2 separate regions of the Homo sapiens genome follow, and region 1 is linked to region 2. Evidence: read pairs that join two places in POLR2A ChIA-PET (ENCODE). Cell type or tissue: endothelial cell of umbilical vein. All regions are shown on one strand. Links, peaks and the distances in the headings refer to the core of each region. The heading gives the core; the rest is flanking DNA.

What was found. ChIA-PET counts read pairs that join two places held together with the same protein. Peaks named below come from ENCODE experiments on the same cell type or tissue, not always from the same donor. Only the 100,000 strongest peaks of a DNase experiment are listed, where the experiment ranks them.
Region 1: POLR2A ChIA-PET joins it to region 2 with 5 read pairs; 2 of 35 experiments call an interaction of 5 or more read pairs at or near these places.

What each region holds. Positions count from the first base shown.
Region 1 is chr1:93,658,808-93,669,402 of GRCh38, reverse strand. All of the region lies in intron 2 of BCAR3 (BCAR3 adaptor protein, NSP family member), which reads left to right. Among named protein-coding and RNA genes, the nearest start is that of BCAR3, 18 kb to the left of the region's middle. RefSeq lists a silencer at 2,396-2,690 and an enhancer at 6,319-7,518. In endothelial cell of umbilical vein, for the core only: no CTCF peak of the experiment used is centred there; DNase peaks (open chromatin) are centred at 2,472, 4,732 and 7,092; H3K27ac peaks cover 5,000 bases.
Region 2 is chr1:94,319,533-94,330,127 of GRCh38, reverse strand. The region is part of intron 2 of ARHGAP29-AS1 (ARHGAP29 antisense RNA 1); the gene reads right to left. Among named protein-coding and RNA genes, the nearest start is that of ARHGAP29-AS1, 77 kb to the right of the region's middle. RefSeq lists an enhancer at 2,298-2,809. In endothelial cell of umbilical vein, for the core only: no CTCF peak of the experiment used is centred there; DNase peaks (open chromatin) are centred at 2,697, 4,287, 5,807 and 6,617; H3K27ac peaks cover 5,000 bases.

The sequences.
Region 1 (10,595 bases), core at 2,104-7,103, 660 kb after region 2:
CCCTGTCACAATGTCAGATCTTCAAGGTTGAAGCAAAGATGTAAGGTCCAGAATCTATGCAGCTTTTTTCCTCTAAAACATTGATTTAAAGCCCTAACTCTGGGCTGTATCAATGCCCTCATCTGAAAAATGGTTTTAGTTATTCCTCTTCAGAACCATTGGTTTCTGTAACTACTGCCTTCTCTTTAACAAAGCAAGATGTTCCCTCAGACACGCAAATACACCAGCCTTTAGCTCAGGGTTAATCAGAAGGATGTACGATGCGAAGGTCCACATGCAAACATCTGCAGTTTATTTATACCCAGGCATGTCTGCTGTCTGCAAATTGGAAGCTTTTTGTGTACTTTTTGGAGAAAAAAATTGGATTTTGAGTTAAAAAAAAAAATCTTGGGCCGGGTGCGGTGGCTCATTGCCTGTATTCCCAGCACTTTGGGAGGCTGAGGCAGGTGGATCACCTGAGGTCAGGAGTTCGAGACCAGCCTGGCCAACATGGTGAAACCCTGTCTCTACTAATAATACAAAAATTAGTTGGGCGTAGTGGCACATGCCTATAATCCCAGCTACTGGGGAGGCTGAGGCAGGAGAATCACTTGAACTCAGGAGGCGGAGGTTTTAGTGAGTCAAGATCACACCACTACTCTCCAGCCTGGATGACGAGAGTAGAACTCCGTCTTAGAAAAAAAAAAAGAAAAAAAAAAAAGCTTTTATTAGATTAATAGATTCTATTTAATAGAAGGTATACTTAGCATAGTGACAATGGCTTAACAGCCCAAGTTCAAGAATGTTTCTGAAAAGTAATAGTCCATGGGTTGAATTGATGTTTTTATAAGTTTAAAGTTGAGTTTTAGTAACATTTTGAAATACCCCTCGGTGTTTGAACGCAGCTGTTGCGAATGGTTTAGTGCATTCCGAGGAATGGTGAATGTCCCGGTCCCTGGTGGCCTCTGGTGTGCTGAGGACAGGAGCAGCTGGGTCAGAGGTGAGCTCAGCCCCTGCATCTTGCGCTGCTCCTGGGTTGAAGAAGCCCAGAGGGTGGGAAGTGCCTGCAGATCTACCAGCTGTCTGATGGTTGTCCTAAATCCTCTACTGACAAGGATGATTTGAACCTAAATGCCAGGATCTACGCATTCTCAGCTGTTCTGGGGCAAAAAAAAATTGTTAACAGATTGCAAACCACAACCAAGAAAATGATCAGAGAATTACACAATGCAGTCCTTGTTGAGTGGAGCTGTGTAACATCTCCTCTGGACTGCCCCCTCCTCACTCCCACCCCAGGACAGACCTGTTTTAAATCATGTTTTTTTTCAGGCCACCAGCATGCTATTTGGGAAAGGTGAGGTATTTTAGTCTTCTGGGTTTTTCACGCCCCTCAATATATGTTGAAACACCTTGTAAACAGAGGTGCTATGCAGTTATAAATTACTACTCATATTCTTATCACATGTGGATTTGCGAGCCAGCCTAGCCTGGCTAGAATACACAAGCTGGAGAAGTCTTAGTTGTAAGCTAAAGGAGTAGTTGCTGTGGTTGATTGGAAGGAGACTGTCCTCAGGGGGATTGGTCTAGGTGGCCAGACCGGCCTGAGCCACATGGCTGATATGCCCTCAGGTCATGCTTCGGAATGGTGTCACTATCCAGTCTGTCACCAAGAGGCTAGCTGTGGGATTGGATGTAGAATTTCAAGCTCTCTTCTTAGAGGCCCCAAAGACAAGCATATAGGGCCTTGTTTGAAGGACTGTGCTGTTATTTACAAGTTAGAGAGGTCTGAGAAACCTTCCCTAGTTGCCCCAGCTTTTATGCAGTGTGATCTGTCTGTAGGTCCAGTTTGCCTGTGAGTATAATCACTGAAGATAAAATAACTCCTTTTGTGAAGAGGAGAAAAAACACAAGACAGATAATCCAGAGGTTTCAGTTCATATCCTTGTTTTTGCCACTTATTAGATGTGTGAACTCTATAGCAAGTTCTAAACCATAAAGTGGGAGCGTAAATAACCCATCCGAGAAGTGCTATGAAGGTTAACTGCTCACTAAATATGAAGGCTCCACAGAATCTCAGAGCTCTGACTTTCACACTTGACCCTGGTACACCCTACTGGGAATCTGCGTTGAGCAGGTCCCATGCCTGCTCCTAGCTCCCACCTGGTCACCAGCAGTTTCTTCTTCTCCTGCTCAGCTCTGCTGGGACGCCTGGCTCAAAGCCACTGAGGCCCTTGCTGGGATGTCGACGTAGCCGTGGCTATCAAAGAAAGCCACTAGTGACCTTGACGCTGATTCCAGCAGCCTGACTTGGTAGCTTTGTGACCTTGGGTAAGTTATTTTACCTTTCTGAGTCTCCATGTCCTCAAAGGGTGACTCTAAGGATCAGATACAATCTCATGTGAGGGTGCCTAACACAGAACCTGGCATAGAGGAGGCTCAGACTGATGGATTTCCTTCCTTCCTTCCTCCTGGAAGGCTAGAGCTGGGAGGTGCCTAATCCTTTGGTGTAACCTGAGATCACGTTCAATGACGGCAGCTTCTGTGGGAGAAAGTTTCTCACATGTTGATGGAGTCTGGCTGGAATCCCTCTATCTGAGCCTGCCCTACAGCAATGAGCCTTGGCCAACACTCAACAGTTTATAGGTATAACAACTACGCAGTGCACTAAAATATCAGCATACCATCGTACTAATACACAAAACAGAGCCTGTCTTCAGTGAACGGGCCCCGAGCCTTTGCCTGATTGTTCTTGTGCTTAATATCAGTGTCTTTGCTGTTTATTCTTCGATGCGTATTTATTAGCTTGTTTTATGCCAGGCATTGTGCTAGATGCCAGGTACCTAGTGAAGCACGAAATAGATGTATCCCCTGTCCTTAGGGAGTTCTCAGTTTAGGGGGCATTCAGGCAAATGCATCATTAAGTACGTAACTACAAAATGAGGAGGTACAAGGAAGATACAACATCAGAGGACCCCAAGTTACTTAGACTGGTGGAGAGAAGGCCTCTCTGGCATGGGAATTTGAAGATTTGATATAAAAAGAGAATATATTTCAGTAATAATTTTTATGTAACCGTGTTGAAATAATGTCTTTGAAATAGTAGGTTAAATAAAGGATTAAAATTAACTTCAGCTATTTTTTAAATTGACTATCAGAAAATTTAAAATTACCCATGTGGCTCACGTTGTGTTTTTATTGGCTAGCACTGGTCTAGATTTGGGTAAGGACTTCAGATTTTCTCTGTAGGGCAAAAGGAAATCTACCTTTAAAGGATTTTAAGCAAGGGAATGGCACGATCAGTTTTTAGAAGATTGCTTTGTCTCCCTGTGGAGGAGGATTGATGGAGAAGAGGATGAGGAGGGAAGGCAGGAGGTGGTTGTAAAAGTACAGGGAGCAGGTGGGGTTCTGCACTAGCGTGGTGGTAGAGGAGAGAAGTCTGTGGATTCGAGATATAGTTTGCAGGTACAGTCTGCCATATCTGCTGAGGTTTGGATATGGTGGGGTGGGGGAGAGGTATAGTCAAGCATGGCTCAGGCAGCTGGGTATATGGGATAGGGCATTTGCTGAGATAGGGAAGCTTGGGAGAGGACCAAGGCTTTATTTGTTTGGTTGATTGCATTTTCTTAGGGAAGGGGGTTATGGTAGATTGCTGAGAATCAGGACTTCTGTTTGGGGTTTGCTAAGTTTGAGATGCATGCATGTCTAAGTGGAGGTGTTAAACAGACAGGCGGTTGGAATTATGAGCCTGGAGCTCTGCAAAAAAGGTCTGGCCTGAAAGGTATAAAGTTAGGAGTCTGCACAGAAGTGAAATTAAAGCCATGGAAATGGATGCCATCGTCAAAGGAGAGATCTAGAGCTCTATGTAAAGAGTAAAGGGAAGGAACCCTAAGAACGACCTCAGAGGAATCCCAGCACAGTTTGTTCCAGGGAGTCAGCAGAGGAGGCCGAGTGCAGAGAAATAAGATAGGATATGGATAGATAGGATCTGGATAGGGTTGGTGTTCAAAAGAAGATTTTTTTTTTTTTGATGATAGAATTCAATAGGAGACTATCTTGCCATTTAAACTAAAGCATATTTTATCCACTACTTGATTTTTTTAAATAAGGCAGACATGTTTTCAGGGCCACCCTCCCTGGGGTCTGTGTCAGCAGCATGGTGATTATACTCCTGTGGTTTCTTCCCAGCGGTCCTGGACATTCCCCAAGGACCCTGTAGACAGAGGAGGTACATGGACACTGCAGTGTCTGCCTTTGCCTAAAGGGTGATGGCTGCTTTTTCAAGGTTTAGGTAGGTGGCCACGTTGAGGATGGGTGTCTGCCCGGGAAGACAGGTCAAGGGGATATGTTCCTTTATCTGGTAGGCAGAAGCCCTTCCTCTTAGAGGCTTGAGGACATTATCTCAAAACCATAGCATTTTTATTCTGCCTCTCGATTAGTTAGAAAAAGCCTTTACAAACACACTCTTTCAGAAGCCGGTAGGGAATGGGTGGGGGTGGGGTAGATGGGACTGGTGGGATTGGAGGAAGGGCAGATAGATAGCAGCCAAACAAAGCATCTGCTTTTATCAGAAGTGCTGTGTTTGAGCTTAGACAGCCTGAAGCCTGATGATTCACTGATGCCAGATCCTCTCTGCCTGCCAAGAGACATACTGGCCTTGATACGGTTTTTCTTGTTCTTACCCTATTCAATTTGACTGACTGCTGCCAAGTTAAAATTTCAACAGTGGCTTTTAGCTTCATGCTGTCACTAGAATTCTGCTGAGCCCAGGTTAACCCATGACTGGGTCAAGTTTTTATCAACCAGTACCACTGTGTATTAGTCTTGGATTCCTATATAGACTCACCATAGTGTAATATGCAGGATATTTAAATGATGCTGTTTTAACATGATTAGGGAAACTGCCTGAAAAAGGAGTTGAATTGCCATTCTTTTCATGAACACAGTCATCAGGCATTGCAATGTTTTCAGATAAGATAGACACTGACTCATAGAAAAGTAGGAACTGGGCCAGGCGCGGTGGCTCACGCCTGTAATCCCAGCACTTTGGGAGGCCGAGGTGGGCGGATCACCTGAGGTCAGGAGTTCGAGACAAGCCTGACCAACATGGAGAAACCTTGTCTCTACTAAAAATACAAAATTAGCTGGGCGTGGTGGTGCATGTCTGTAAGTCCAGCTATTTGAGAGGCTGAGGCAGGAGAATCGCCTGAACCCAGGAGGCAGAGGTTGCAGTGAGCCGAGATCCTGCCATTGCACTCCAGCCTGGGGCAACAAGAGCAAAACTCCGTCTCAAAGTAAAAAGAAAAGTAGGAACTCGCTGTTGAAATGAAAGAACCAGGCATTTTAGAAGTAATCAGGCCTTAGAATCTCTGACAGCCAGGGAGGGAAATGTGTTCTTGTCTATAGTCTACCCTAGACTGTAAGAAAAAGGATTCCCAAGGTCGAGGTACATGATAAACACAATCCCATGGCCTCAAGTTTAAAAAGAGAAACACAGTTCAGGACAATTAAAAACAATGCTGTGACCCCAGTTCCAAAGGAGGAAGAGGTATGTGGCCATCCAGATAGCTCTTCTGTTTAAGGATGTGAATGAAAGACTGACTCCAGTCTGAACCTGCTCCTTTAAAGGATTCCCCCAGTGTGGTAATGAGGAGCCAGGGCCACTTTGATGTATTCATTCACAAGTATGTTGAACTTTGGTGTGCCAGGCTTTATGCTAGGTGCTGGAGATTCAAAGACAGAAAGGCCAGGTCTTTGTGCATGTAAGGAGCCCTCAGAGGAAGGATGCCCATTTGAACTACCTCTCCTTAGCAGCACCTGTTCTCCATCTTCTTTGCAACTGACCTAATTTCTCATCCACGGTATAGCCCTTTGTATTGCTCCACTGGATTGATAAGCAATCCTGCCTTTCCTGACCTCTGACCTTAACATCTTTCCAGGTATCATGTTACTTTTTCTCCTTGACTTGCTGACTGCAGGTGGCACTTTCTAGATAACCCTTTCCTTTGGACCTGCCTTCTCTGTGCTGCCACTTCCTCTGTGCTTTCCTGACCTTGGACCCTGAGCCAGACCCAGGGAAGGTCGGGTCATGCAACCAAGGTCCATATCAGAGGGTGGCTCTGGGCTGTAAAGAAACAGAGTGCAGAGTGAAAAGAGGATTGTGAAAAATGTGAAGGGTAACAAAAGGGCTTTCAGAAGTTATGTTTGGAACAATAAGACCAAAGAGAGGGGCTTGTGAGAGAAACCAAACTGCTAAGCTTCTGTTCAGCTTGCATTTTTTTCCATCAAGAAATGACTTCTCTGACTGGAAAGGGTAGGATAAATGTGAAGCAAGAATCGCTGGCCTGGAGTAGATGAGGCCATGACAAGAGACTCTAATGCCACCCGATAAGGTGAAGCCCCAAAGTCCAAGAAGACTGAGGGAGTGTGAGACTGAGATCATCAAATCATGTGATGTTGGAGGAATAATGGAGTAACAAGAACTACAGGAAGGATGCAGGTGGATACATAGTTTAATTTTTAAAAAAGGATTTAGAGAGAGAAAAGCTACAAAATGATAAGCTTGACATCGATCTCAGGAAATATTCTATTATAAAGTGGATTATCAAGACAACGATTTTTGAATACTTGATAAAGGAAGCAGTCATCGTTAGTAGCTATCAGGGCTTTGCTAAAAGCCAGTCATACCAGATTAACTTTAGTTCCTGGGGTTACTTGGTTGGAAGCTTAGAAGAATGTTGAGAAGGCATGCATGCAAATCAGTCACTGGTGCTATCCGTGGGGTGAGGAAAATTCAGGCTAGATGATAATACAGGAAGCACGCTGGAGGCTGTGTCCCCTGTTTTCATCAGTTAAAAAAATCTTCTAGACAATAATATTGGCATACAGATCACATACATGAATGACAAATCTAGGGGAATTGTTAATAGGTCAGAGCAACAGAAATGAGATTTTTTTTTAAAAAAAAAGAGATCTTGGTATTTTGAAACAGCAAACCAAACCTAGTTGAATACAACTTGAGAGGGAGAAAGAAAGACTAGCACCAGAGTCCAAAACCATTCATTACAAATGAAAGTATGGGGTTTGGCTAAACAGCCACACACGAAAAATATTTCAAGATCTGGAGAACTGCAGCCTCAGAATGAGTCAGCAGCATGCTATGGCTGTTAAAGAAGCTCCCGTGATTTTCAGGAGCATTAACTAAAGTTAATATTCTGACCATCGGAGTTGGTCACACATGGCTGCCCAAATCATACCTGGTGAATTGTTTTTAACTCTAGACATCAGAAATGGAAGGTGAATCTGCCCCTGACTGCAGAGCAGTGAGCTTCTGTTTAGACCTCTCCTGCTTTGAAGCACTTCTATTGCTTTAATCATGAAGTATCCCTAACATTCTTCTGTATTCGTGAAAAGGAATTTCTCGCATCACGTGTTAACCCTGGGTGCAGAATATAAAATGAGTGTCAGCCTTAATCCTGCTAACTGCTAGTAAAACATACTTTAACAAATAAGATCAATGGGTATGTTTTAAGATGTGGAAGACTGAATCTCTTCTCATTTATTTTGCAAGGGGATGAAACAAAAATATTTAAGCGCACATCTAGAAGTTTTATAGTTCTCTGTTTAAAGCTACATTGGGGCTGGGCGCAGTGGCTAACACCTGTAATCCCAACACTTTGGGAGGCCAAGGTGGGTGGATCACCTGAGGTCAGGAGTTCGAGACCAGCCTGACCAACAGGGTGAAACCCCGTCTCTATTAAATACAAAAAAATTTAGCCGGGTGTGGTGATACATGCCTGTAATCCCAGCTACTTGGGAGGCAGAGGCAGGAGAATCTCTGGAGCTCGGGAGGCAGAGGTTGCAGTGAGCGGAGATTGCACCATTGTAATCCAGCCTGGGGCAACAGAGCGAAACTTCGTCTCAAAAAAAAAAAAAAGCTACACTGGGCCAGGTATGGTGGCTCACCCCTGTAATGCCAGCATTTTGAGAGGCCAAGGCTGGCAGATCACTTGAGGTCAGGAGTTCGAGACCAGCCTGGTCAACATGGTGAAACCCATACCGTCTCTACTAAAAATACAAAAATTTGTAGGCCGGGTGCAGTGGCTTACACCTGTAATCCCAGCACTTTGGGAGGCTGAGGTGGGTGGATCACCTGAGGTTGGGAGTTCAAGACCAACCTGACCAACATGAAGAAACCCCGTCTCTACTAAAACTATAAAATTAGCAGGGCGTGGTGGCGCATCCCTGTAATCCCACCTACTCGGGAGGCTGAGGCAGGAGAATCACTTGAACCCGGGAGGCGGAGGTTGTGGTGAGCGGAGATCATGCCATTGCACTCCAGCCTGGGCAACAAGAGCAAAACTCCATCTCAAAAAAAAAGAAATTAGCCAGGCATGGTGGCGGGTGCCTGTAATCCCAGCTATTTGGGAGGCTGAGGCAGGAGAATCACTTGAACCCGGGAGGTGGAGGTTGTAGTGAGCCAAGATCGTGCAATTGCACTCCAGCCTGGGCAACAAGAGTGAAACTCCGTCTAAAAAAAAAGAAATTATCCAGGCATGGTGGCGGGCGCCTGTAATCCCAGCTACTTGGGAGGCTGAGGCAGGAGAATCGCTTGAACCTGGGTGGCAGAGGTTGCAGTAAGTCAAGATCGTGCCATTGCACTCTGGGCTGGGCAACATTGCGAGACTCTGTATCAAACAAACAAACAAATAAATAAGCAAGCTAGCTACATTGCTTTTAAATTTAGCAAAGGCTATATGCACAATATTCCCCTGCCTGCAGTAAGAAAGTAACTCTTTATTGGGACCTTAATATGATTCCCAACATCAGTAAATAACCTGCTAATCTAAGCACACACTAGCTGATATTTTTCCAAAAATGTCATTTCTGCACTCACCAGGCGTGTCCCATTTTAAGCCTGTTTGTTTTCTCTTTTTCCTGGTAAACAGATAGAAATGGCCCTATGGTAAACTCTGTCTGTTCTCTTGGTTATCTCCCTGATTAAGTTTCTCCCTGGTATTTTAAACATGTTCAGAGAGATTCATTTTCAACAAGATCAGCCAGCCTCTCACAGTATCACTTTGAAAACATCTGGTCTCATTGGGGCTGGGGAGCCAGGCGCTGCTCTGGCAGCAGTGCTGTTCTGTTGCTGAGGGAGTTCTGTCTGAGGCCATCACAGTTCGGTCGCTGGCCTGTGGCTAAATTATCTCCTTAATGAGGGGGCCTGTCAATCCAAGAACAACATTTCTCTCTTGTTCCCTCTCTCCTTCCAATGTTTTATTCCCTTAGTGAACTCATAGAGTGTAGTGGGAGGAAGGTCTAGGTCTTCCGCGTATTAGAGAAAACACACACACACACACACACACACACACACGTTCATTTATTCAAACCAACATACATGGAGCAACTGCACGGGAGGTACAAAGGTGAATACAGTGTGGTCCCTGTTCTTAGTGAGCTCATAGTCCAGTAAGGGACATAGACGGGAATACACATGGTATATCGAATTGTAATTGTTTGTCATCACAAAGTTTTATAATTCATAGGAAAGGAGCACTGAGGAGATGTCACTGATTGTATGAGTTGTGTGTGTGGGTGGGGGTGGGAACGTGTGGTCAGAGAAGCCAGGGATGAATGAGAAGAGGATGGGGACCCCAGGCCTATTGATACAGGTAATTCCAAGTAGTTAAATTTGCTGGAGTGTAAGGAGCAAGGTGAGGAGATTAGGCTGGTGAGTTGGGCAAGACCTTAGAACCGTGATTGTCATCTAAAAAATATAAAATGAGAATGCTAGACTGTCCCATGTAATAACCTTATCTAATAGAACATTATTATACTTATATATGTAACCATATATATAATATATATTTCTATTATAGTAGAAGGAATATTGTCCAGTAGATGCAAAATCTTCATAGACTTAAAGCCGGTTGCTGGCCAGGCATGGTGTCTCATGCCTATAATCTCAGCATTTTGGGAGGCTGAGCAGGGAGGATTGCTTGAGCCCAGGGGTTTGAGAACAGCCTGGACAACATAGCAAGACCCCATCTCTACAAAAAAATAAAAAATAAAAAAATTAGCCAGGCATGGTGGCATGCGATTGTAGTCTCAGCTACTCAGGAGGCTGAGTCAGGAGGATTGATTTATTTAACCCCATTAGGTCGAGGCTGCAGTGAACCAATGTTGCACCACTGCACTCCAGCCTGGGCAACAGCAAGGCCCTGTCTCAACAACAACAAAAAACCTGTTGCTATCTCTGTTTCCCCTATCCCTTCATTCCCTCTTATCCCCAGCTAAGATTTTGAGATGTTGCTGAAGCTTCATGCTGGAGAACAAGGGGTGAAGCCTCTGGATTCTAAGGCCATATACACATGCAAATGAGCGGAAGCCCCCAGTTTGCCTGTGGAGGGCACACTGTCTCCCAGTTGTGTAGTTCACCTTTCCTGATTGTGTGACATACCCTGGTGCATGGGTTGGTTAAATGGTAGACTAGTGGACTCCAAGGCTGAGGTGTTTGTTCCTCATGGGCCCCACTGCTTCTGGTAAACAGAGAGGTTCAGCCTACTGGCTACACTCATCTTAAATCTTGTTGTGTTACATTGTAATTAAGTGTTCTAGGA
Region 2 (10,595 bases), core at 2,043-7,042:
GAAAGAGTGTGTTTTGAGGGGAGAACAGGGAAATCGAGAGTGAAACTGTCCTTCCCACCATCTCTTAGAGTGAGAGAGCCAGGTAGGGCTGTTGTCCTTAGACAGTGTAAAAGTTTTGAAAAGGCAGCAGAAAGTCAAAAGAGATGACCCCAAGGAAATGAGGAAGGCGAGTGTTATCATCTGTGGACTGACTACAATTCACTCACAGCAATAGCTAATATTGGAGTTCTTATTTTTTCTAGGTGCTTGAACACAGAACATCTCACTTAACTCTTAGCACAATCCTTAAGGTAAGTATATTAAAATTCCAATTTTGAGATGAAGAGACCAAAGCACACAGAGGTCAGGGTGGGGGTGGGGGTGGGGGAGAGATTATACCACTATGGAGCTAGGCTTCAAACCAGGTTGTCTCACTCCAAAGCCCATGCTCAAATCTGTCTCCTACTATAGGCTACCTAATCTTTCCCATCACTTCTTACGAATATTATGCTCTGTCAGCCCTGTTCATGATTCCTCAGCCCTATTTCCCACTCCTGGCTGTGGGCCTTCTCAGAGGCTCTTCTTGTATCAGAAATATCCTGCCTGCCCAGCAAACCATTCATTCCAAAACCTCTTCAAGGATTTCTTCATAGGTACTATTTCTGTGATGACTTATTTGTTTAAATGAATCTGAGATTGAGATGCTCTTGCTCACGCATACAATGCATTGCAATTGTACAATGCATGTGTGACAGATGCCACTAGCTTTCCGGTCATTGGATGCCTACGCTTATGGATACTTTTGTATCTATGCTGATGTCAGCACCTCCAGGGGGAGAGGACTGTTTAATCTCTTCCAATTCCTCCTTATCAATCTGTATTCTATGATGTTAGTTAACAAATGCCATTTGCAGAATATCATGATGTTGCTAATAGATGTCCATTTATTCATCTTCTCTATAAACTGTAGTATAGTGGCCAAAATTCAAAAGCCTGAAAACTTCTATAAGGATTTTATTCCGGAGGTCACTTTCCCTAAAATTTGATTGTTTTGTCTGCTGAACTCATATATTTCTAGGTATTTGGTAATTCCACCTTGGTTGCTTTATCTATACTTTAAATATTTCAATTGCTCCCGAGTTGCAAGGCTAGCATTTTTCTGCTTCCTCCGTAGTCCATTTTTTTTTGAAAGGTACTAGATTTACTTGGCTCTGATTTCCCCAGGTATCTTTATGATTCCTAGGAGCCATCCAAATGCTGCATGAAGGCAGTATTAATCTCTGCAGCTTTTTCTTCCCACTCAGGAGTTGTCTTTTCTTGAGTTACTTAATTTATTGGAAGCGAATTCCTCATTGTTCTTAATTTATCACTCTCTGATACTGTTTCCATTTCTGGTACATTTATTGGCCTCATGAAGGCAAGACCAAAAAATTAAAGTAAAATAAATTAAAATAAACCCAAGTTTAATGTTTCAATTTCCTGGATGCTCCTCCTTACCCACAATCCCTTTAAGATATTTAAAGAATCTTGTATCATTGAGGTGTCTTCTAAGGCTGTCCTTCCATCACTGTCTACTTTACATTTTTTTTTCAGTTCACTTTTAAAGCCTCTTAGTATTGTTTCAAATGCCCCCACCCTTTTCTTCTTTTTAAGCGTGCTGGTTTTATAAACCGGGAACCTTCTGTTTTCCCATGGTGACATTTAATCATTATCTTCTGTGTGATGCTTCTTCATTTATTAGTCTGAGCAGTTAATTCATTTCCTGGACACAGGATTTATAAGAATGTTTAATTTGCCTTATTACCCACTTTGTTTGCTCAATCAACCCTTTGTTATAGTATCATGTTTTTCTACTCCTACTTAGCATCTTCATTCCACTTCATTCTACATAATCAACTCTCCCCCTTCTTTTGAATGACTTAGCTACTGTGGTCTATCTTTTTTGCCTTTCTCTCCATGATTTTAGCATCTTGGTTGATTAAAGAAGAGCTTCCTCTTAGCTTTCTGCCTGCTGATTTTTAGGATTGAAGTAAAAGACAATTTAATTTTGGGCTCATAGCATATCTTCTCTCGTGCCCATAATCATGTGTGACAAACTCATTGACTTAAAATAAGCAAATTATTATTTTCATAAAACAATCATACTTTTTTTCTATCATTTCCTACTAGTTATAGGACATTTCATCCCCTTAGGTCATCCTGATAGTCATCAAAATCAGTTTGAAACACTTTTACATGTTTTCCTTTAAAATATTTCATTTTCATGAACACTTTCTTCTTGGTCTGAAAACATCTGCATTTGCTGATACTTGTGTTTTACATGTTCCTTCTTATGTTTCTGATGGAAATATTTTGCTAATCTATATAAGCTTAAACTTCTGTCTTTTTTGGAGGGGCGGGGGTAACTTTTTCTAAACTAATGATGCAGTCATTCTTATCTGGAATTCATCATATTCGTGGCACAATCTCAAAGAACTTCATGGATAAAGATAGCTGCCTTGGAGCTAGACACTCCGAGGCATGAAGGGGTTAAATCATGATCGCAGCGACGGCGACCTAACAAGAAGGCGGTGATGGAACCCAGAGAAGCCAGCATTCTTAAGTCACTTCTCCCGTCCCTCTCGCCCCGCCCCCGCCAGTTCATCTCTTTTGTTGCTGGCTAGTTTCCTCTGATTGTAATTCATTCTGTATTCCTTCCTGCCCCTCTGTCTTGGCTAATTGTTCTTTCCCACACTACGGGGTTTTAATTTCCTCAAGTTATCGCCTTATCACTGGAGTTTACACTTCCTCAGCTCTTTGGGCCTGTCTCCCGCTCACCACTGAGTTTTGGTGACCCTTGCCCGACCGCTCAATTTCCACTGTACCTTAGTTTGCAGATCGCTGAAGTGGGACTGTTATTTCTCCCACTTCTCCCAAGGCAGCTGCATCAGAGTCCAGTCATTTTAGGACAGTTTTGCCAGTTAAGAACTATGTCTGAACTCTGTGGTGATTTTCATGGACATTCCAATGAGTTCCACTAGCAAAGCTGGAAGCTCCAACGATATGCCATCATTCTCTTCCCCAGATCACTACATTCCCCCAAACAGCCGTTTGGCTCTGTTTATCCTTATTTTTAACTTTGAAAGGAAATCTAGCAATAAAAATTCTATTTTGCTCTGAGTGGTACATTCACTGACAAGCAATTTTCTCCATGCTTTAAAAGTTGGAGTGACATTTTGAGCAAACTCACTATCTCAGAAAATGTCTTCACGACATGGTGCTGACCTAGGAATCCCATCAAATGCACAGACTCATCAATTTTCTTTACATTAGGTTCAGAGGAGAATCTTAATTTTCTAAAATTTCTTAATTTCCACGCCTTCTAAAAATCTCTTGTCATTATCGCATTGTGAGGGGAGGGAATTCGATATTAAATACAGACCACTTTGCATTAATTCCAGGGTGTCAAGAGTTAAAGGGAACGCACAAACCCAGTGTTGCTATTTTGTTTTATTTTGCTCTTACAGGATGGATCCTTCCTTTTCCTCTCAGTGCCTGGGGCTGGGGAATGAAGTGTCCTCTGCCTGAGGAGGTGGAGTGGAGGCCTTCGTTTTAAGACCAGGGTTCTGATTACACCTGACAGGGCCGAAACTTGATGCCCGCAGAGCTTACTGATATCTTATCTTCTTCCACTAGCCAGGATTACAGCAGGAATGTAACAGAAGTTGTCACTGATTCAGTTTGTATATGCTTAGTATGTAAACAAAAAAGCAAAAACAAAAACAAAATTCTTTTTTGTCCTCCTTGAAATTAGCTCCAGAGAGAGTTCTTTCCATCTTTTTAAAAATATTGGTCAACATAAAGAGTTTTGTTCTCAAGGCTAAATCTTAATGCTCCTGCAGAGAGTCTCATAGTTCAAGAATAATCATATTTAATAAAAAGTCTGCCTCAGAAAAAGATTCACAGAACCTGAGCCATGGCACTGATTTTGTGGTATTTGGATTCGTGTCTATAAAAATATTTGTACACCAGATGGTGGATTGTTCGACGCATTCATCCCAAACCAAAAGATTTTTTTTTTAAACTCACACACACCAAACACTGTGGGGGTGGGGGGGATCATTAATTTTTTTCCCAGTCATGCTGCATGAGTAATGGTAAAAGCAACAGCTAAAACAATAAGATTATTGTGTTGAATTCTTAATGCATTGTCAGGTATAAAGACTTCAAGTAGTGCTGAAAATATTTTCTCCCTCTGAACAACACATACCATATGTACAACTCACTTTGACAGTTTACCAAGTGTACATATTTTCTAAAACAAAATCATCCTGCTGATGGAGGAAGCTATATGGGGTGACCTACTCAAGATTGGATTGGGAAGCATCCAAATTAAACATGAAGCCAACAGCCTAGGGCCCCAGTGATTCATCCAACATGACTTTTTCTCGGCAGGTTGATTTCATTTTTAACAGTCAATTCTCAACTAACTACTCTAATGGGTGGGGAGGTATACATGATAAAACCAAAACAGGATAACAGAAAACTAACTGTGCAGTGTCTAATGTTGGTGGGAGGGTTGTTATCTATGTCCCACACCATGGCCACTCCATGGATCTTGGCTGTTCATTTATTGTCATGTTACAGCAACTGTGGACTATTTCCTGAAGGAAATCTGGCCCCTACCCATGGGTACACTGTGGTCTGCCTCTTTGAGGACGTAGGTCTATACAAGTACATGGCCTGGTTAGGAACCTTCACTTTCACAAGTGGATGCCAAGTTCTTAGGTGTACATCCGCATCTAATCAGAAGTATAGAGTTTCAGCTGTTGGGTACCTGCCAGACAATTTATCCTTGACTTCTCTGCTCCTTAATTCTTATGGAAGTTTGATTGGAGAAAACAACATTTAGGGAGAGATGCAGGCCATCCAACTTTCTTTCTTTCTTTCTTTCTTTCTTTCTTTCTTTCTTTCTTTCTTTCTTTTTCTTTCTTTCTTTCTTTTCTTTCTTTTTTTCTTTCTTCCTTCCTTCCCTTTCCTTTCCTTTTTCTTTTATTTCTTTTATTTTTTTTCAAGATGGAGGCTCACTCTGTCTCCCAGGCTCGAGTGCAGTGGTGGTGATCACAGCTCACTGCAGCCTTGACCTCTTGGGTTCAAGCAATCCTCCTGCCTCAGTCTCCTGGGTAGTTGGGACCACAGGCATGAGCCACCATGCCCAGCTAATTTTTACACTTTTTAAAGAGAAAGGGTCTCCCTATGTTGCCCAGGCTGGTTTTAAATTCCCGAGTTCAAGCAAGCCTCCCACCTCGGCCTCCTGAAGTGCTGGCATTACAAATGGAAGCCACAACACTTGGCCTTCTTTTAGATATTTTAGATATTTTAAACTTTATCTGTGCATCAAGTCAGATACTTAAAAAACTTCATTTGTGAACTGCATCATGTCATTCCCTCAGAGAACTGAATTTTAAAGGACCTCACTTTGTCATTAGGCCCTAGGTTAAAGGCTCCTGGAGTGATACCATAAGAAACAGCTATTGGAAACTCATCTGCTTTAAGTGTCATTCATGACATCAGTGTCCCTTTTGAGGACATATGGGAGAAACGTCTTTCAGGTCTTAAGGCTCCTGAGACCGTGGTATGTATGTTATAAAACACTGTGAATCCTATAACTTGTCTGTTTTCTTCATTGCTCAGAGCCAAATGTGTGATCCCCCTCCAGAAAAGACTTGAGTCTTTACAGTTGGAATTTCCGTGTCGTGAGTGGTGAGTGGTTTTATTTCTTGTTTCACTTTACTGCCTTGCTTGTATTTTTCTCTTTGCTCTAATTAATTTCTTTTGTTTCAATCATATTGCATGATTTTTATGTTACCTAAAATGCATGTCAAATGAGGTGGTGATTTGAAATCGTTAAATCATCCTTATGGCATTTCCTGAGCAAATAGCAATAAAAATATACCTTTGGAGTGTAAGGGAGGAAAAATTTCTCACTCATTGCTGGGTTCATGGCTGAGGCATCTATAACAAAAGACAGATTAAAAAAAGAAAAGCATATAAATGTATTTAATATGTAAGTTTTATATGGCATAGCTTCGGAAATGAAGATCCAAAGAGACAGAGAAACCTGTGGGTTTTTATGCTAAGTTTGATGAATAAGTGGATGATTGTGGAGATGATTAGACAAAACTGTATGATCTAATGCTAATAAACTAGGGGGAACTTAGCAAGGCTTGTTTGTTCAGATTCTTCTCTGTGTCTCTGTGTCTTCAAAGACAGGGACGTTCCTTCCCCCTGGCTACAGGGTGGGCACCTCTGGAAAGAAGGTTTTATGACCTGCTTCTAAGAGAAAGGCAAGGGGAAGGTGAGAGTAACCTTCCTGCCTCTGGGGTTTTCTGAAGTGCCAAGGTGCCATATTTTGGGGTAGTGTGTCCTGAACCCTACAAGGGGATACTCCCAAAAGTATAAATAATTCGGGGAAAAAGTTAGGATGTTTTAATTATCCCAGATAATTGGGAATTTGATATACAGTGACATCTTAACGAACAAACTCTCAGGACAAATCTAGTTTTAATTAATTTGACTGAGTTGCAGAATAAATTGAAGGACATGCTGATCTCAGACAGGAAGGCACCGTCACTGGTGGGAAATGTTCCTTGAAAAGGGCTCGTCTGGGCCAAGGACTGAAACCAAGGCCTGCTTCATTGGAAAAAGTGAAGGAAGGAGGGAATTCATTCCCCGTAACACAATTTAATGCTTCACTCCCCCTTTAACAAATCTTGTTTATAGTATTATTATGCTTAAATTTAAGTAAGCCATAACATAATCATTCTATCCATCCTTGATAATGGAGCTTATTTATGAAGATAAAGTCTACCAAATACCTTCAACAATGTGCCCAGCACTGGGGATAAATCAATGAGTCAGAATCCCTGTCCTCAACACCCGCTTTGAGCCCTTTTCTTTGTTCATTCATTCAAACAGTATTTATTAAGTATCTGAAGGGAGGGCTATGACTGTGGCAGGGCATCTAAGTTATAATGGATGAGGGGCAGCAAAAAAAAGCCCACCAGAGGAGGTGGCATTTAGATTGAGGTCGGAAGGATGAGGAGTTGGTCAAGAGACAGGGAAGGAAAATACAGTCCTGAGGATGAAACAATGTGTGTGAAGCCTGGAGGTGGGGAGGAGACTGCAGGGGCTGCTGGAGATCCGTGTGGGAGGGCCACAGGGTGAGAGGGTGCTGGGTGAGGTCATGATATGGAAGGCATTTCCTCTTCTCCCAAATGGTCTCATGGCCACACCTTTCACCTCCTCCAAGCCTTTGCTCCACCCACGTTCTCAACGAGGCCTCCTCTGTCCCTCCCGTCCCAATTGCAACACCCCCTTGCTCCAATTAGTTTCCATTGCATCTATCACCTTCTAACACAGAAATAATATGTTATTTATTCATTATCTTTCTTGTTTGTCTCCCCCACCTCACTCCTACCTCCCTCTAAGCTTCGGTGAGGCAGAAAGTTTTGTCTGCTTTGTTTACTGACATATCCCCAACATCTAGAACAGGGCCTGGCATTCCGGCTCTGTTCTTCAGGGCCAGGTCTTCAATCAATAGCCGTTGAATGGAATTGAATTGAAAGTTGATGAATGTTTTAAGCAAGGATGTGGCCTTATCTTATTTAAATTTTTTGAAGGTAACTCGAGATCCTGAGCAAAAACAATGCTTTAAATCCAAAAGACACTTTTCTGAATTGCTCTGTATCAACTCTGGAATCTAAAACCAAGGCTTGGCTAGCCAGATGTTAAGCTTCTTCCTAACCTTTCTTTCCAAGTTACCCGAGTAGAGAGAGGGAAAGGCACAACATGGTTATCGTGGAGGCTTTAGGCACAGGGGTGAGAGCCCCAGAAAGAATGCCAACCACCCTATGCAGTCAAGTCAAGCCAGAAGCATGGACTGTGTGCATGCCTACCAACAAAGCCCAAAATAACTAGGATCAATTAAATGGCGGGTACAGAAGTGTGTTTGTGTCTTGATTCTCCTCCCTGTTGGGGCTTGCTACTGCCCTGAGGAAAAAACTGTTTACTTTTCATATCAGGTTTAAACAATTTTTATTTTTAGGCTTCACTCAAAAGTAAAGCAATTTGTACTGGATAATTCATTTTAAAGAAGTCTGTTGAGAGAAATTGCCTCAGGATGGGGCGCTCAGATCTCATTAAGAGGAGATTTATTGGTTAGCACAGGCTTAGAAAAGGTTGATTCATTCATTCAACAAATATTTATTGAACATTTTCTGTGTGCAAAGCCTTGCTGGAAAGTTAAGCGTGCAGTCCTTTTACAGATTCCTTATAAAGCTTACCTTCCAGTTGGGGAAATAACATATGTGCACAAGAAGTTAAATAGAGAGGCAACAATGAAAATGTGCCCCAAGGCAGCCTGTGATTAAATGCGAAACAGGTGGTGGAGACCAGAAGCACTGTAGAATCACTCCCAAATGCCAGTCTGAACAGTTTTCAGTACCTCAGACAGTCATACAATTTTTTTTAAAAATGATTTTTTTCCTAAAGCTAAGTGAATTACATTTGAAGAACCAACAGTTATTCTGATATTATGCCTTTTATGCTTTTTGATTAGTAAATGTCTTTTTTAAAATAAGATACTGTGATGGTGGTAGTTGTTTTTTAAGTTCTTATTTGGCAGAATAAAAAATTGACAATCAGATGTTGTACTTTATTATTTTGTTTTTGTTTTTTGAGACAGAGTTTTGCTCTTGTTGCCCAGGCTGGAGTGCAATGGTGCAATCTCAGCTCACTGCAACCTCCGCCTCCCAGGTTCAAGTGATTCTCCTGCCTCAGCCTCCCGAGTAGCTGGGATTACAGGCATATGCCACCACGCCCAGCTAATTTTGTATTATTAGTAGAGACGAGGTTTCTCCATGTTGGCCAGGCTGGCCTCGAACTCCCAATCTCAGGTGATTTGCCTGCCTCGGCCTCCCTGTACTTTATTATTGTTTTTAAAAGTCTTACTAGTCCACTTCAACCCCTCTCAAGCTAGAAACTACTGCTATTGAGGCAAACAGGATTGCAGCCAGGAGGGGCTCGTGGACTGGCATAGTAAACTGGGTGGGTTTTTCATGGTCAGAATGGAGGCAGATAGACATCCTAGATTAAGTAAGTCACAGCACATTTTTGTGGAGTTGAATTCAATCAGATTTTACGTGTAGCAGAGCCACAGATGTGATGATGGGGACAGCGGGTAGGAGTCGGTGAAGAGCACCCCCTGCAAAGGGCATGCGCAGATGACTCTTGAGAAATCAGGTTGAAAGCTGGGGAAGATCGTGGAAAGCCTTGAATATCCAAGTAAGGACATAGACTTTGGAGATATGGACAGAATTTTATTTTATTTTTTCAATTTTTTCCTTGAATTCTGAAATATGTCCTGATGGTCAGCATTTTTATGAATAGTTTTAAAGCAGACCAGTGATATGAAAAAATAGTATTTTTTTATTTTTTATTTTTATTTTTTGAAACAGAGTCTAGCTGTGTTGCCCAGGCTGGAGTGCAATGGCACGATCTTGGCTCACTGCAACCTCCGCCTCCCAGGCTCAAGCCATTCTCCTTCCTCAGCCTCCCAAGTAGCTGGGATTACAGGCACCCGCCACCACACCTGGCTAATTTTTGTATTTTTAGTAGAGATGGGGTTTCACCGTGTTGATAAGGCTGGTCTCGAACTCCTGACCTCAGATAATCCACCCACCTTGGCCTCCCAAAGTTCTGGGATTAGAGACGTGAGCCACCACGCCCAGCTGAAAGAATAGTATTTTTAAAAGATTAAACTCAATGTCAACTATGGACTTCTGGAGATAATGATGTATCAATGTAGGTTCATTGACTGAAACAAATATACTGATGTGGGATGCTGATAATCAGAGAGGCTGTGTGTGTGTCTGGGGACACGAGACACACAGGAACTCTTTGTACTTTCTGCTCAATATTGCTGTGAATCTAAAACTGCTCAAAAAATAAAACCTATTGTAAAAAGGATTAATCTGGCAGCTGAGTGCCAAATGGATAGGGGGTGGGGCAGATCGAGAATATAAAGTCACAAGATACAAAATTAGGTACAAGCATCTGTCCTGGAGCTTGAGATTTGTTAGCTACATGACAAATCCACTTTTAGCAGGGAGCGACTCTAAAGGCAGGGAACCCCGCCAGGAAGCAATTGTAATGTCCCAGGCCCAAAATAAGCAGGGCATTGAACAAAGTATCAGCAAAGAAAATGGAAAACAGAGAATGAGTATGGGCATGAATAGGAAGGAAATCCCATGGTACTTGGTGATTAATGAAGTCTGAGGGAAGCGAAGGGTGGGCAGAGTGACCCTGGGGTTTGACCAGCTGGGTGATAACTGCACTGCAGTCAGAAATAGGGAAATCAAGACAGAAAACTCTGGGCAGTGGGGGAGGGGGACACAAAACTGGGGAGGGGTTGTCTTTGGGTTAATGGCAGCACCTCTCTGAGGAGGTGGGAGTCAGTGAGCAGCATTTCCTAAGTGCCAGGCACAGTGCGTATCCCCAGCATCTGTGTGGAAGCCAGGGGTGGGAATGACTTTTTAAAGCGGAGAACCTGAATCTAAAGAAAGCAGCATCCTCAA